2 separate regions of the Homo sapiens genome follow, and region 2 is linked to region 1. Evidence: chromatin contacts called from ENCODE Hi-C data. All regions are on one chromosome and are shown on one strand. Each heading gives the region's core, a stretch centred on a gene start or an enhancer-like site at or near the end of the contact. The rest is flanking DNA. Distances are from core to core; before and after follow the strand shown.

Region 1 (6,649 bases), core at 3,618-6,117:
TTACATATTATTGCTTATAATTATGTTTTCCCTTAACACATTGAAGCCAGTAGTTTATTGCAATAACGATGAAGCGTTGTGTGTTCTTCCTCCAACTTATCTCTTCTCTCTTATAAATAACCTGACAAACATAACCTCAGCTCTGCTCACATAGCTTTTGTTATGATCCTTCACCTAAAAGATTTTTCTTCTTCCAGAAGGAGACATTGGATATATGTGGAAAGGAAAGCTCAAGATGGCAGATTGAACACTCACTGGAACCTGAAGCTTCTAATACAAATAAATTGACAAAGCACTTTACAAGATATATTGTGGGCCAGAACCAGAGATCAAATCCACAGCAGGAAGCAGGGGTTAAAGATCAGAAGGACTTAAACCCTTGCCCTTGGGTTTTACAGCTACATGGGGATGGACGGGGTTGAGCACACACTGTACGTGGCAGGCTCCTTGCATGAAGTTTGGGAGGTAGGACCAAGCTGCCTCACATGAATGAAGGCAGGAGGAGTTCCATATTCAGGAATAGAAGCAGAATTACCAATCGAGGCCAGGACTCAACATGCATAATAGAAGGCCTACCTGTTTGCCATCTTTGTGGTAGTAAAGTCTGACATCTAGTTTAGAACCATGTGTCTTCTAAAGACTATGGTGGCAGCAGCCCATACCACGGACTGGAAAAAATTCCCCACAGACAAACTCTAAAATGAGAATTACAACGCAGATGAGGAAGTCTAGATGCATAAAAAGAATCACCAAATTGAAAAATTCACATGTGAAAATAGAGATAATAGAAAAATGTTCATTCATAAAAAAATACAATATTCTCAAAGAGAGGAAAGATGGAATACTATTCATGAAAAATGAAGAACAAAAACAAAACAGAAGGTTACAAAAACAAGAACAGATGTATGTATCAAAAAACCAAATGTAAGTTTCATTAGATGAGTTAAACTGGTTACTGGGAAAAGATGAAGACAGAATTTTTAAGACGGAAGACAAAACTAAGAAATCAGTATAGAAAGATGAAGTTTTGGAAAATATGGAAGAAAGGCAGGAGACACAGGATAGATCAAAAGTTCAACTTAACTCTCTGATTCAGAAAGAAAGAATAGGGAGAAGAGTTAAGAGACAGAGTTCAAATAGATGATGGCTTAGAATTTTCCATAACTGAAAATAAGCCCTAATATTTTCCATTGATGGATAGTTTTGAGGATTAAAAACAGAGACTATATTACATAGAGTCACTGTAGAGAAAATGCACAATCTGAAGATGAAGAGAAAATTCTAAAAGCTAATAAAATAGACAATACCCAGAAATGACAATCATTTGATGATTCTCAATAGTAATAATACATAACCTAAGGCAATAGAACACTGGCTTCAACGCATTAAGGGAAAATATAATTACAAACAATATTACGTAAAATACAGAAAACAATTATTCATGAAATAGTAGAAATTAAAAATATTGTAGACATAAAAAAGTTTGCTATTCTCAATGAACAATGAATATAGAATGAAAGAGTTAATGGTGAACAAAAGGGTAACTTCCAAACTGGGGAGAGGAAAATAAAAATGTAATTAACTTAATAGAATTCAGAAAATTAATAAAGAAATAAAGCAAGAAGAAATCATAACTATAAAGCATAAAATATGATTGAAACAATAAATAAAGAATACTTCAGCAACTATAATGTCAGTAATTTCCCTCAATTCAAAGATAGAGACCTCAAGTTAGATTGTTTAAAATCCAGTTATAAGTATTTGCAAGACATACATTTAAAACAAGACAGTATAAAAAGGTGAGCATAAATACAAGGAAAAATAAATACAGCACCACCAAAAAGTGGTTGTAAATTAATGAAAGTCAAAATAGAATGCAGACTAAAATAATTATTTTGGGAAAGTCAGTTAGCACCTTTCTTCCTTAATTTTCTCATCTGTCAGCTGTAAACAACAATAGCAACTACCTCAATGTTTTGTGATGAGTGAGTTAAATATAGAATGCTTAAAACAGTAGTAGGCATATAATACGTGCTTTATACATCTTATAAAACTCTTATCTACAAATATAATATTCATCACAATTATTATTATTATTAAAGAATAACAAATTAATGCAGATCAATGTAAATCATACAAAAGTTTAAAAGCCAAACAATATGATTTTGGTGATGATGTGAAAAAATATACACTTGTGCAGTTTTTATAAGCAGTACTTTTACATGGTATGATAACCAAAATGGCATAAAATACAATATAGAACTCTTGCTCCTACCTCTGTCCTAGTCTACATCATTCCCCATCTTCAACTCTAGGTAACCACTTTTATTTGTTTCTCGCTTATAAAAAAAATTCTTTATGCAAAATCAAGCAATATGATTATATTTTCCCCTTTCTTACACCAAAAAAAATACACTGTTTCTGCACTTCACTTGTTTTAATGTATTCTGGAGATTTTCCCATGCTAGTATGTTAGGAAGACTCTCATTTTTTCAGCTGCATAGTATTTAACATTTAAATATACCATAATTAATTTAGAGAGGGTTCTCTTGGTGGATAATTGGGTAGTTTCTAGTCTTTTGGTGTCATAAAAAATGTTTCAGTAAATAATCTTGCTCACATATTATGCAAATGTATACAGGGATATCTGTAGGACAAATTTTCAGAAGTAGGGTTATTGGGTCAAAGAGTAGGTGAATTTGTAATTTGTGTAACAACTGACAATTTTCTTTCCATAGTGGTTATTCCATTTTGAAATTCCATCTGCAATGTACTACATTTACTACTGTTGAGAGCTTAAATTGGCATAGGTGATTTCGAGAAAATGTTGTAGTCAACTAAGAAAAATGAAAGTGTTTATAACATTTCAACTCCTAAATACATAATCTAAAGAAGTTATCCAATATGAGCACAAGGAGACATGTAAAATGGTGTTCACTAAAGCATGATTTGGAATAATGTTAATCTTTATGGGAATGGATAGATCACATGATATATTCATATAGAATTAAACACAGCAATTAAAAGAAATGAATTTGAGACATTTATATCAACAAGGCTAGATCAAACCATAATGTTGAGTGAAAAAAGGAAATTCCCAAATTGCACAAACATAATCCTATTCATGAAAATTTTAAAAACACACACAACACTATATGTTGTTTATATAGAGATGTGTTTATACATGTTTATATGTGCAAACACATGTAAGTACTTAAAAAGACTAAATATCCACATCTAAACTCATGGCAGGGCTTCCTCTCTGGACAGGATGTGAAACTGTTCTAGTGCTGAAAGGGAACCAGCACAGGGTAAGCACTAGGTAAAATTTGTTATTATTAATAAAGTATGTTTTGTTGTTAGAAGCAAATAAGACAAATGTTGACAGTTGTTAATTCTGGATGTGGTAATATCAGTATTCATTATATTATTTTTGTCCTCTTCATATTTCATATCTAAAATTTTATTGAAGAGAAATATTCATGAGACTCTGAACTCCAGTCATAATAAAAACTGGTTGTTATGCAACATTACTTGTTCAAGGTTCCCTCCCCTTCCCTTCCTTTCTTCCCTTCCCTTCCTCCTCTCCCCTCCTTCTTTTTTCTTTCTTCTTTCTCCTTCCTTCCTTCTTTCCTTTCTTCTTCTTCCTTTTTTTTGTGGACAGTAAATAAGCATGAGAATATCAAAGCACACATTAAATTGCCCAGCATAGGGCAGACTAGAATACAAATATTCAGATATTCAAGTATTTTTCTTTTAACTTCTCATTGCCCATTCCATCTTAGAGTAAAATGTCAGTAAGGGAGGTGCTTAATGAAGCCAATGGTCATGTCTTCATTTTTGGATGAGTGCCTATTTTTAGATAGGAATAGGAGAGACACATCTTGAATTGAAAGTTCATCTCTTCCCAACACATTTATCTTTCTGTAAAAAATGGATAATTCAGGATTTCTTTTGTGATGAAAATGGTGAATAAATGATGTGCCATTCTTTGAACTATGAAATCTTCTGTGTTTTGTTTCTGGAAACCAGAGTAATGGCAACAACCATATATATATATATATGTGTATATATATATATATATATAATATGCATATATATATATATATTTTTTTTTTTTGAGATGGAGTTTCGCTCTTGTTGCCCAGGCTGGAGTGCAGTGGCACTGTTTTGGCTCATTGCAACCTCCACCTCCTGGGTTCAAGTGATTCTCCTGCCTCAGACTCACAAGTAGCTGGGATTACAGGCACATGCCACCATGCCCCCATTAATTTTTGTATTTTTAGTAGAGATGGGGTTTCACCATATTGATTAGGCTGTTCTCCACCGCCTGACCTCAGGTAATCCACCCACCTTGGCCTCCCAAAGTGCTGGGATTACAGGTGTGAGCCACCGCACCTGGCCAGTAGAAATAATTAATAGCTAGAAAGCAGGCTGCCGAGCCTGGCAAGGAACCCAGGTGCAGCCAACATCCGAGGATGTTGGAGTTCAAAGAATGGCACATCATTTATTCACCATTTTCATCACAAAAGAAATCCTGAATTATCCATTTTTTGTAGAAAGATAAATGTGTTGGGAAGAGATGAACTTTCATTCAAGATGTGTCTCTATCTAAAAATAGGCATTCATCCAGAAATGAAGACATGACCATTGGCTTCATTAAGCACCTCCCTTACCGACATTTCACTTTAAAATGTAGTGGGCAATGAGAAGTTAAAGAAAAGAAAAATACTTGAATATCTGAATATTTGTATTCTAGTCTGCCCTATGCTGGGCAATTTAATACGTGCTTTGTTGTAAGCCCCATACCAGGCAGAGCAGAACTGTTCTGTCACCCTTCCCGAAGCCTCATGACCCACACTATGACTTCCTGGTGTGGTTGGGGGAAGCGATTGAAGCAGCAACTTGGCTCTCCTTCCTCCTGGAGAGCTACCTTCTTTTTCTGTCTCTTGAGAGTTTATAATTCAGGGAAAGAGTTGACTTTTTTTCTGTTTTTTTGTTTTTGTTTTTCCGTATTTTTGATTCAGAAGTCCTAAGCAACCTTAAGGTTTTTCTCTTCTGAAAAGCCACAAGAAGAAAAACAAATCTCTGAGATCAGAGCATCTCTGTTTCTGGCTCTCTCTTGGCTCTGCCTCCAGTTTCTGCAGAACTAGATCATCTCCATAGCTTCAGGAAGGGCAGTGGCTATGCCCAGGGTAGGTCTCTGCCCCTGGCCAAAGAGTAACCAGATGCAGTTGCGGGAGCCCTTGGGAGAGGTCAGGACCCGGCAGACACTCAGACCTCACAGCTGCTCAGCAGAGTTGGGGAGCCACCACCCTGCGAGGGGATCCAGCTTGGCCAGAAGCAGCCTTCACAGTGTGTGGTTTCCTAGAGACCAGGTGCCCTGCCCAGCCAACAGAGGGGAACGCGTGGTTGAGAGAACTGGCTTTAAAAAGAATAAAGGACAAAATGATGAGGCTCCAGAATCATGTCACAACCGTGTTTACTGTCTGGCTCCTTTTCTGAAGAGCATTGTCCTGTGAGCCTGCTCTTCGGCATGGGAATGCAGGCTCAGTGTGATGATGAAACAGGAAATGCGGCTTGGGGCAAAAAAAGGAAACTCTACTTGCCACATGTGTCTACTACTCCCCACTCAACTTTCTTCCCAGACTTGTACATGCTCATGTGTGGGCACTCCTCCAGGGCAGGGGTCTTACCTTCCTTATCCTGGAAACCTCAAGGGTGACCAGCAGAAATTATGGAGAAGAAGGCTCTGGGTTGAATAAATGTAAACTAAGTGGATTCATTCTAAGCAGATGTTCCTGGATGTACAGGGGTCAAGGTCATCTAGAAGAGTGATGTGCTGTAACTTTAGGAAAATGGGACTGGTATTCCTCTACAGTCAGTGGAAAATTGATCTCTATAGGTGAATTAGAACTAAGGATAACAGCAAAGAAGTAAATGAAAATATAAACTTAACATCACTTATCATCAGGGAAATGCAAATCAAACCACACTGAGATATCACTTCACACCTATTAGGAGGGCTATTATATTTTAAAAAGATAAGTGTTGGCAAAGATGTGCAAAAATTGGAATCCTGTACACTATGGGTGATAATGCAAAATGGTGCAGCCACTAAGGAAAAACAGTATGGAGGTTTTTCAAAAAAATTAAAAATAACCGTATGATCCAGCAACCTCACTTCAAAGTATTTATCCAAAATAATTGAATTCGGGATCTCAAAGAAATATCTTCACTCCCAGGTTCATTGCAGCACTATTCACAATAGCCAAGTTATGGAAACAACTTAGATATCCATTGACAGATGAATGGGTAGGGAACATGTGGTACATACACACAGTGGAATATTATTTAGCCTTAAAAAGAAGGATGTTCTGCAATACGTGACAATGTGTACAAACCCAGAGGACATTATGCTAACTAAAATAAGCCAGTCAATCACAGAAGGGTAAATACTGCATGATTCCACTTAGGATATCAAAACTATCAAAAACAGTCAAACTCATAGAAACAAAGAGTAGAATGTTGGTTACCAGGGGCTGGGGGCAGGAGGAAATGGAGAGTTTCTGTTCAAAGGGTGTAGAGTCTCAATTATGCAAGATGAATAAGTTTTAGAGATCAGATGTACAACATTTTGCCTATAGTA
Region 2 (6,940 bases), core at 2,728-5,227, 230 kb after region 1:
AAACTGACAAAGAACTGTTTCTTACAGCAGATGTTGACCTTGCCATCACACTCCAAGCCCCGCCGACGCCGGCGATGAGGGTGGTCTTCAGACTGCCGGGCCTGCAGCATGAGGAAAGGTCTGTGCGACTGCTCCTTTTCCTCATCTGCTCCTGCCCCACCTTCACCTCCGCCCTTCTTTTTCCCTTCCCCCTCCTCTTCTTTCTTCTTCTTCTTGCCCAGGAGAACCAAGCTGGCGCCACTCTCCTGGCACTGCTCACAGGCAATCCGAACGTCCAGGGAGCTCTTGCCCTGGTCCAGCAACCGCTGGATGCTGCTGGAGACAGGGAAGACATGCCAGGTGCTCTTCCGAGCGTCTACTACTTTTTCAGAGAGCAACAGTTCACTCCTCTCCCCCTTTAAGCCCACTTCCTCGGCCTCTTCCCCTGTGTCCAAGCTGCCCTGCGGGTGCTTCTGCTGCTGGAAGAGGCGGATGGTGACTTTGGTCCTGGTCCTGTTGGCCTTGGGGACTTTTAGGAAGAGCCAGACTTCTGCACGCTCCACCACTGACAGGTCACTGCCTTCCTTGGAAATCTCGAAGTGCAGCGTCTTCCTGGCTGTTCCTGAAGATGAAAGACAGCATAAGAGAAAACAGGCACACCTGTTAATTCCAACATTTACATGCACTCGTAAATTTCAGGCAAGCAGGAGTCTTCTGTGACAGACCCTCTTGAATAGGGGTCAACAAATGACAGCCCATGGGCTGAAACTGTTTCTGTACTGCCTGCAAACTAAGAATGGCTTTTATACTTTTAAGTGGTTAAAGAAAAGTGATATTTTGTGACATGTGAAAATTACCTGAAATTTAAACATTAGTGCCTGTAAATAAAGTTTTGTTGGAGCATGGTTATGCTCATTTCTGTACATGCTGCCTATGGCTGTTTTTGCACTATAATAACCAAGGACTGCGTAGCTGCAACAGACTGCCTGGCTCACAAAGCCTAAATTATTTACTCTCTGGCCCTTTATAGAAAAAAGGTTTTGGACCCTTGCTTTAGAATGAAGAGGGCCTGCGAGTCTGTGTCTGTTGACTAATTGCTCAACCTCAGTTTCATCTTCTATAAAAATGGGAATGACATAAGGACATTTGACCTGTTATCTCACAGGTTTAGGAAGGTCAAATGAGATAACATAAACAAAAAGACACTGTAAGCTCTAGAAAGCTAAGGAAATACTATTCTCAGACAAAAATGCAGCCCCTGGCCCCACCTCGCTGTGTAAGTCTGTGCAGTCGAGACACACTTGAGCCAGCCTCTTCTTCCCTTGTCACAGCCTGATTCCTCCGCCATCACCTCTTTGCTGGGTCACTGCAGCAGCATTTTCTTTACTTTGCCTCTGCAACACTAAGGAAGGCCTCCTCTCCAGTCATTTCTCCATGAAGCAGCTAAAGGCATCTTTCCCACAGGTGGATCTGATCACATCACTTCTTCTTGAAAGTCCTTTACTGAATTCCTATTGCTCAGTATCCAACAGAAAGTGGCTGGGACTTTGGGCTCTGTACATGCTGTTCCTCCCTTGAATGTCAGCTCTTGCCCAGTCCTGTTCTCTGGGGTCTAAGGCCTTGAGAATTCCACCCCCTTTCTCAACTGCAGGCAGTGACACCTGCTGTTCCTTCTGCCTTAAGTGCTCCTGCCCCAACTCCAACATACCACCCTTAGTGCTGCCTTTAATAATGTTTCAATTTTCAGATTGTTTGGATGACAGTTCCTCTAGGAGGCTTACCTCACATCACCTCCACCACCACCCTCCTGCCAGCCTGGTTTAGAATGCCCGGGGTCTAAGGTCACTATCATAGTCTAGTGTTTAGCAGAAAGTAGCCAATGACTTGATTACTTATTAACAAATAGAGGCGTCCTTAGCATTGAGTTCTATTAAATTAAGAGAGCCACCTAGTACCTCTGAATCCCCCATTTTTGCCTCTGACCCATTACAGGGCAGATTAATGGGCACCAGAAACATATGTCAAATAGCAATCGCTGCTAATGGACAGGAAATCCCCACATTGTCAGGGCAGTTGAATTTAGCAACCACTCAGTTCCAGCCTAACTCTAAAATTAGAAAGTCACCTATTTCCTTCTCTTTTCCTAAGCAACTGTATGTTTAATGACACAGCAACAATTACTATGAAAGCAGGTATCCAAACTAAAATTTTTTGATTAATCAAATATTTTCCCTCACTTCCATTTTTCCCACTTGGTGGCATATAGAAACATATCCTCTTTTCCATGACCGTGGACCTCCTTACAACTGTCTGCTGTACATGTATCCCATGCACAAATCTGGGAACAATCTTCAAGAAGTTCATCTTAGAACTTGCAACTCCCTGGGAGGATCTCCCTGCCTGGATTTCTATAGTTAACGGAAATCCAGCCATACTTATCACTCGAGGCCCTGAGATGTTTACGGTACTATAAATTTTAGGCACAGTTTCAAGTTCTCTGCAGCAGAAGGCAGGCTTTTCTGTGCATTGCGTACTGTGGATTCTGTTCTTAATTTAACACACTCTGCACACTGTGATTATGATAGTGGTAAATTCACTGAGGCAAGGGCCAAGCAGGGCTGCAGATGGATAGGAAAGGTTCTCTGGCATCTTTCTATAAACTTACGAGGATGCTGGCCATGATGATGGTGGCGGTGGTAAGGGGAGTTCCTCTGACTCCGACCTCATGTCTTTGGCAGGAGTTGAAATGAATAATAAAGCTGGGTTTATGATTAGATAGAATACCAGAGCAGAGAGAGCAGTTAGAGGGAGAAGCTGTCTTATTTTAGGAAGCATGATGACTTATTTTTTCAAAATCTGAATTCGATATTCCCCTTTGCTAAGAATTGGTGTGGGTTTTGTTGTTGTTGTTTGTTTCTTAACAAAATAAAAGAGAAGAAGATTCCCATAAGCAGAGCTTAATCATTTAAATCTAAAAAGGCAATCAGCAGTTGATTTTAGGGTGGCAGGGTCCTGCCAAGGCCTTAGGAGAAGGCCGAGGGAAACCTCCCAAGCCTTGGATAACTAGCCTGGAGGGTGTGCAGGTTTCCTCCAGCTTGGGCACATCTGCCTTGCCCCATAGAGAATGTTAACAAGATACCTGCTGTTTTCCCTTCTGCCTCTATGCAGGACAGCTTCTGAAATCCTAAACTGCACAGGGTGTCACTCCAAAAACAGACAGATAGTAGCTGCTAAATTAGAGAACCCAGAGGGCACAAGGTTGGGTTTTGTTTTTCTAGGAAAGAGTGTAAAACTGGAGTGTCTGACTAGTGCCCCGGATAGGGAGGCTTAATAGGTTTGGGGTAACTCATCCCCATGAGCTCTGCTCTACTCTCATCCACACCTGCCAGAAGGGGTCAGGGTGAAGCCGATGGACAGCAGTGCTGACCCGCATGCAGTGGACTTTCCATGAATAACACCCAAGGCTGACTACAGATGTTTAGGTGGGGGTGCCGAGGGAGGGTTACTTGGCTGACTAGAATTAGGGACAGCCGTGTGCAAATTGCTTTTTTAGGGCCAGAGAGGCTGAGGCTGCTGGCTTCCAGTCACACAGCCTACAGGACAGCCCCTGATTTCACAAGAGCAGGTTTCTGATGCATGATCTAGCCCCACCCCTTCTTCACAGGCAGCTGTACTTGGAAGCAAATGATTTAGTGTTCCTGAGAGAGGATTGTACAAAGAGAGTACTCATTAGAGGGGGCTCAATCTGTCAGGTGCTGTTATATTAGGATCAGAGAGTCATCATAAAATGACTTTCATGCTGGTCTTGGCTGATAATTAACTGCATGGCATCGCCTGCGTATTGTAGAGAGGCAAGGGTGCTGATTTATGCATCCGTTTAATTATCTGAATTGAAAGACTCTGTTCCCTGTATTTGCATCCACTGCCTGCGTGCTTTCTCTCTCCCCCATATTTCTGACATTTGGATTTTCCCCCTACTAATTGACATGCCTGTCGCCTCCTTCTCCTGGTGTCCATTTCTGGAACTGCTATTTGTATATTGCATGATATTTTATCAGGAAAAAATATAAAACAGATCTAATTTCATGAAAATGCTGTTGCCATAATGCTCAGGAGAACAGGGGGAAGAGAGAGATTCAAGTCTTCCTAATGTCTACCTTATATGCAGGTACATTTTACAAGTTCTATTGTATTCTGACTTATTAAGCAGTGCATATTTCTTTCTTTTACATTAGCTTTCATTGCAGAAGGGTGTGGGGAGATGAGACTGCTGGAAACTGACGTGGGATTGATGTTTATCAGGGCTGTAGGCTTCAGAAATATATTAAGCCTCGGAATGTCCTAGGTATGAAAAAGATAATAAATAACAGGTCAATTTATTATATTCCCTTTATCTCTATATTACCTGAGAGAGATTGCTATACTGCAGTGACACTTTCAAGATGCCCCAATCCTCCAATCTCCATGCATAACAATTTGAAAAAGGGAAGGTTGACTAAGGCTGGGATGTTCAGGATCAATTTCTAATCAGTTTCAGGTTTTACTCAAATATCTCATGCTGTAAACTCTTGAAATGAATGTCTTCCCATAGTGCGCCGTGAGCAGGTTCTGCATTAGTTTGTACAGGTGCGACCTAGGTTCCTGCACTATTACCTAGCTAACCAGATATAGCTGGTTGCTTTGCGAACCTTTCATTACCTGCTCTCTAATAATATTCTTTTCATCCTCTGTGCTATTTTTTCCCTCCCGAGGCTTGTGAGCAAGGCTGTATCACAGCCTGCTCTGCCTGAGTAATTCACTAAGAAAGTCCCACGCAAACCCATGTGGGTGATAATATTTCATCACTTAAACCTCTATGAGCTTGGTGGACACATACCAAAGAGAGAGAAAAAGAGGTGCAGAAAAATGGGCAAAGAGAAATTTTGTACCTCACAGGGAATACCTCTGAAATGCTGCTGGGTGGGAAGGATTGGACAGAGGAGAGACTGTGTAAGCTGGAAGGAAAGATAGCTGGAAGGGTGTTTGCAGCACATTTTCCTTTGCTTTCAGAATTTTAAAAATGTTTTGAATAAGTCAATCATGAAGGCATGGCAAGGGTTAAGCAACTAAGCCCCTTGTTGTTCCCTCCCCCTACACTAAGATGCAAAATGCTGGACTCATCCAAAAGTCCAGCATCTCAGATTTGTGGGTCTATGAACATTTTCAGTTAAATAAGCAACACACACATGCAGTGTTTCGATTTGGTTTTGTTTTCCTCACCAGGGTCCTGCTTAAAATATGTTGCTCTTTTACATATGGGCAATAGTTATGTCTCTAATGTGAATGTGGAAAGCCTCGTTGTTTATAGAACACATTTAAACTTACCATGGGATGGGGGCTGGGGGAAGCCTCCCTGTAAAAAGCGTCTGTTCCTTTAATTTTCCATTCTTCATCAAGATTTCACTGTGCCTAGATATGGTATAGTCAATGGTAAGGGTATACACAACTACCATTTACAGGGTGCATTCTCTGAAGCCCTAACTTTGCATTTGGACTGCTTCCAGGGGTTTCTGCAGAAAGCAGCAAGTGAGGTCTTAAGGTTATTCCTCCTTTGACCTACAGTAGAGGATCTTTCCTGCAGTAGAACTATAGGTTTGGCCATAAATTATCTTGATTAATTTTTTAGCTTTAATTTCCCTCCTTAGGGTCCATTATTGATTTATAAATGCCCTGGCACAAACGTCCATCATCCATGCCTCTTCCATTAAAGTGGTGATGAAAAAGGTTAAATATTTTGGGAGAAAGGGGTTTTAGGTTCCTACAAGTAGCAAAAATTCTTAAGGTTTAACCCACAAAATTTCAGAGACTTCTTCCAAAGTTCCTGAGAACTTTGGCACTTCTCATTTTGGACTTAGGAACCAGTCGAGTACGAAGAATTCAGAACTACAGCTAGGAGATCACGTGCAAGTATTTTTTAGCAGAAGAGGGGCCAAGACAAATATGTGTTTTCAAGAAAAGTGCCTGGGAAGGTATTACTGCAGTTCTTTAAATATTACAACGGACTTTCCACCCTGGCATCTCCACCACCCCCAGCCCAGTCCATCCACTGCACAGGCCGCAGACCACTATTAATCTCTTTTCCCATCTTTCCCACCATTTCTCTCCACACCCTCAGTTCGGAAACAAACGCATCCTCAGAAGCCGAACACCATGTTCCCACAAGGCATTACAGAAAGAACCTTTTTCCTCCCTGTTTGAAGTCACTTGTCATTTGTCGCTGGTGGAAACTGTTGATAAGGCAGGAAAACTAGGCAACAAAATCAGGGGAGATGGAAGATGTTTTTGTTACGACCCGGGAGACCGTATTAGGGAGAGACTTGTGAGCAAATCAGTATCGCTGATGATTCATAGTCACATTTCTCCCTGCTCCGCTTTGTTTGCTTTTGAAATTTATCACTCGTCTGCCTTCCATAGAGCTCCGGAATGTTCACATGTATCACTAGAATTTCCATTTCCTTTCCTTCTGTCTCATTTAATGTATTACAGGTAGTCATGCTTCTCCCATCTCATAAATTCCTAACTTTTTCTGCAGGATGAGAGGGAGCAGGCGGTAACTGATAATCACCAAGATTAGGGCGCTACAGACAGGGGCTTCCAGTACGCGCAACTGCCTTTCCCTGGATACACTGACAAGGAGCAAAAGTCTTTGGAACGCGCCCTCTTGTGGCCGCTCTTCCCCATTATTCACGGAAGAGAGCGTGTAACCCCTAAAGGCATCCCTAAAGGAGGGGTGATTCACAGAAAAGTTCGGAAGGTGGGATTGGAATGGTGGGAGTCAGCTTCATTTTGAGATGGCTTTCTTGGGGTGGGGAAAATGGTCATCCAAGCAAAGCTTCTTGGATCCCTGTCTGGGCAGTGCAAACTTCTAACTCAAATCTTCCATACATAGTATCCTCCAAGGGGTAGACTTATGTGTTGCGCT

What was found. Hi-C counts contacts between places; a loop is a spot of excess contacts on that map. Pooled maps may share reads with other maps.
Region 2: a loop to region 1 is called in a pooled map of right cardiac atrium, with 2.1 times the contacts of the local background. The contact joins the promoter of INHBA-AS1 here to the enhancer-like site in region 1. A Hi-C loop is called at or near these places in 2 of 168 maps with a recorded cell type or tissue (ascending aorta and right lobe of liver) and 11 of 50 pooled maps.

The regions. Positions count from the first base shown.
Region 1 is chr7:41,454,529-41,461,177 of GRCh38, forward strand. No RefSeq gene overlaps it. Among named protein-coding and RNA genes, the nearest start is that of INHBA-AS1, 240 kb to the right of the region's middle. Within about 2 kb of position 4,868, at least 3 of the 41 ENCODE cell types and tissues checked have a DNase peak (open chromatin) inside an H3K27ac peak, as active enhancers do; they include right lobe of liver, where a contact is called at or near this core.
Region 2 is chr7:41,689,942-41,696,881 of GRCh38, forward strand. It overlaps INHBA-AS1 (INHBA antisense RNA 1), which reads left to right and starts at 3,978. Exons shown (of 4, transcript NR_027118.2): 1 at 3,978-4,147. INHBA (inhibin subunit beta A) reads right to left here. Exons shown (of 3, transcript NM_002192.4): 3 at 1-601.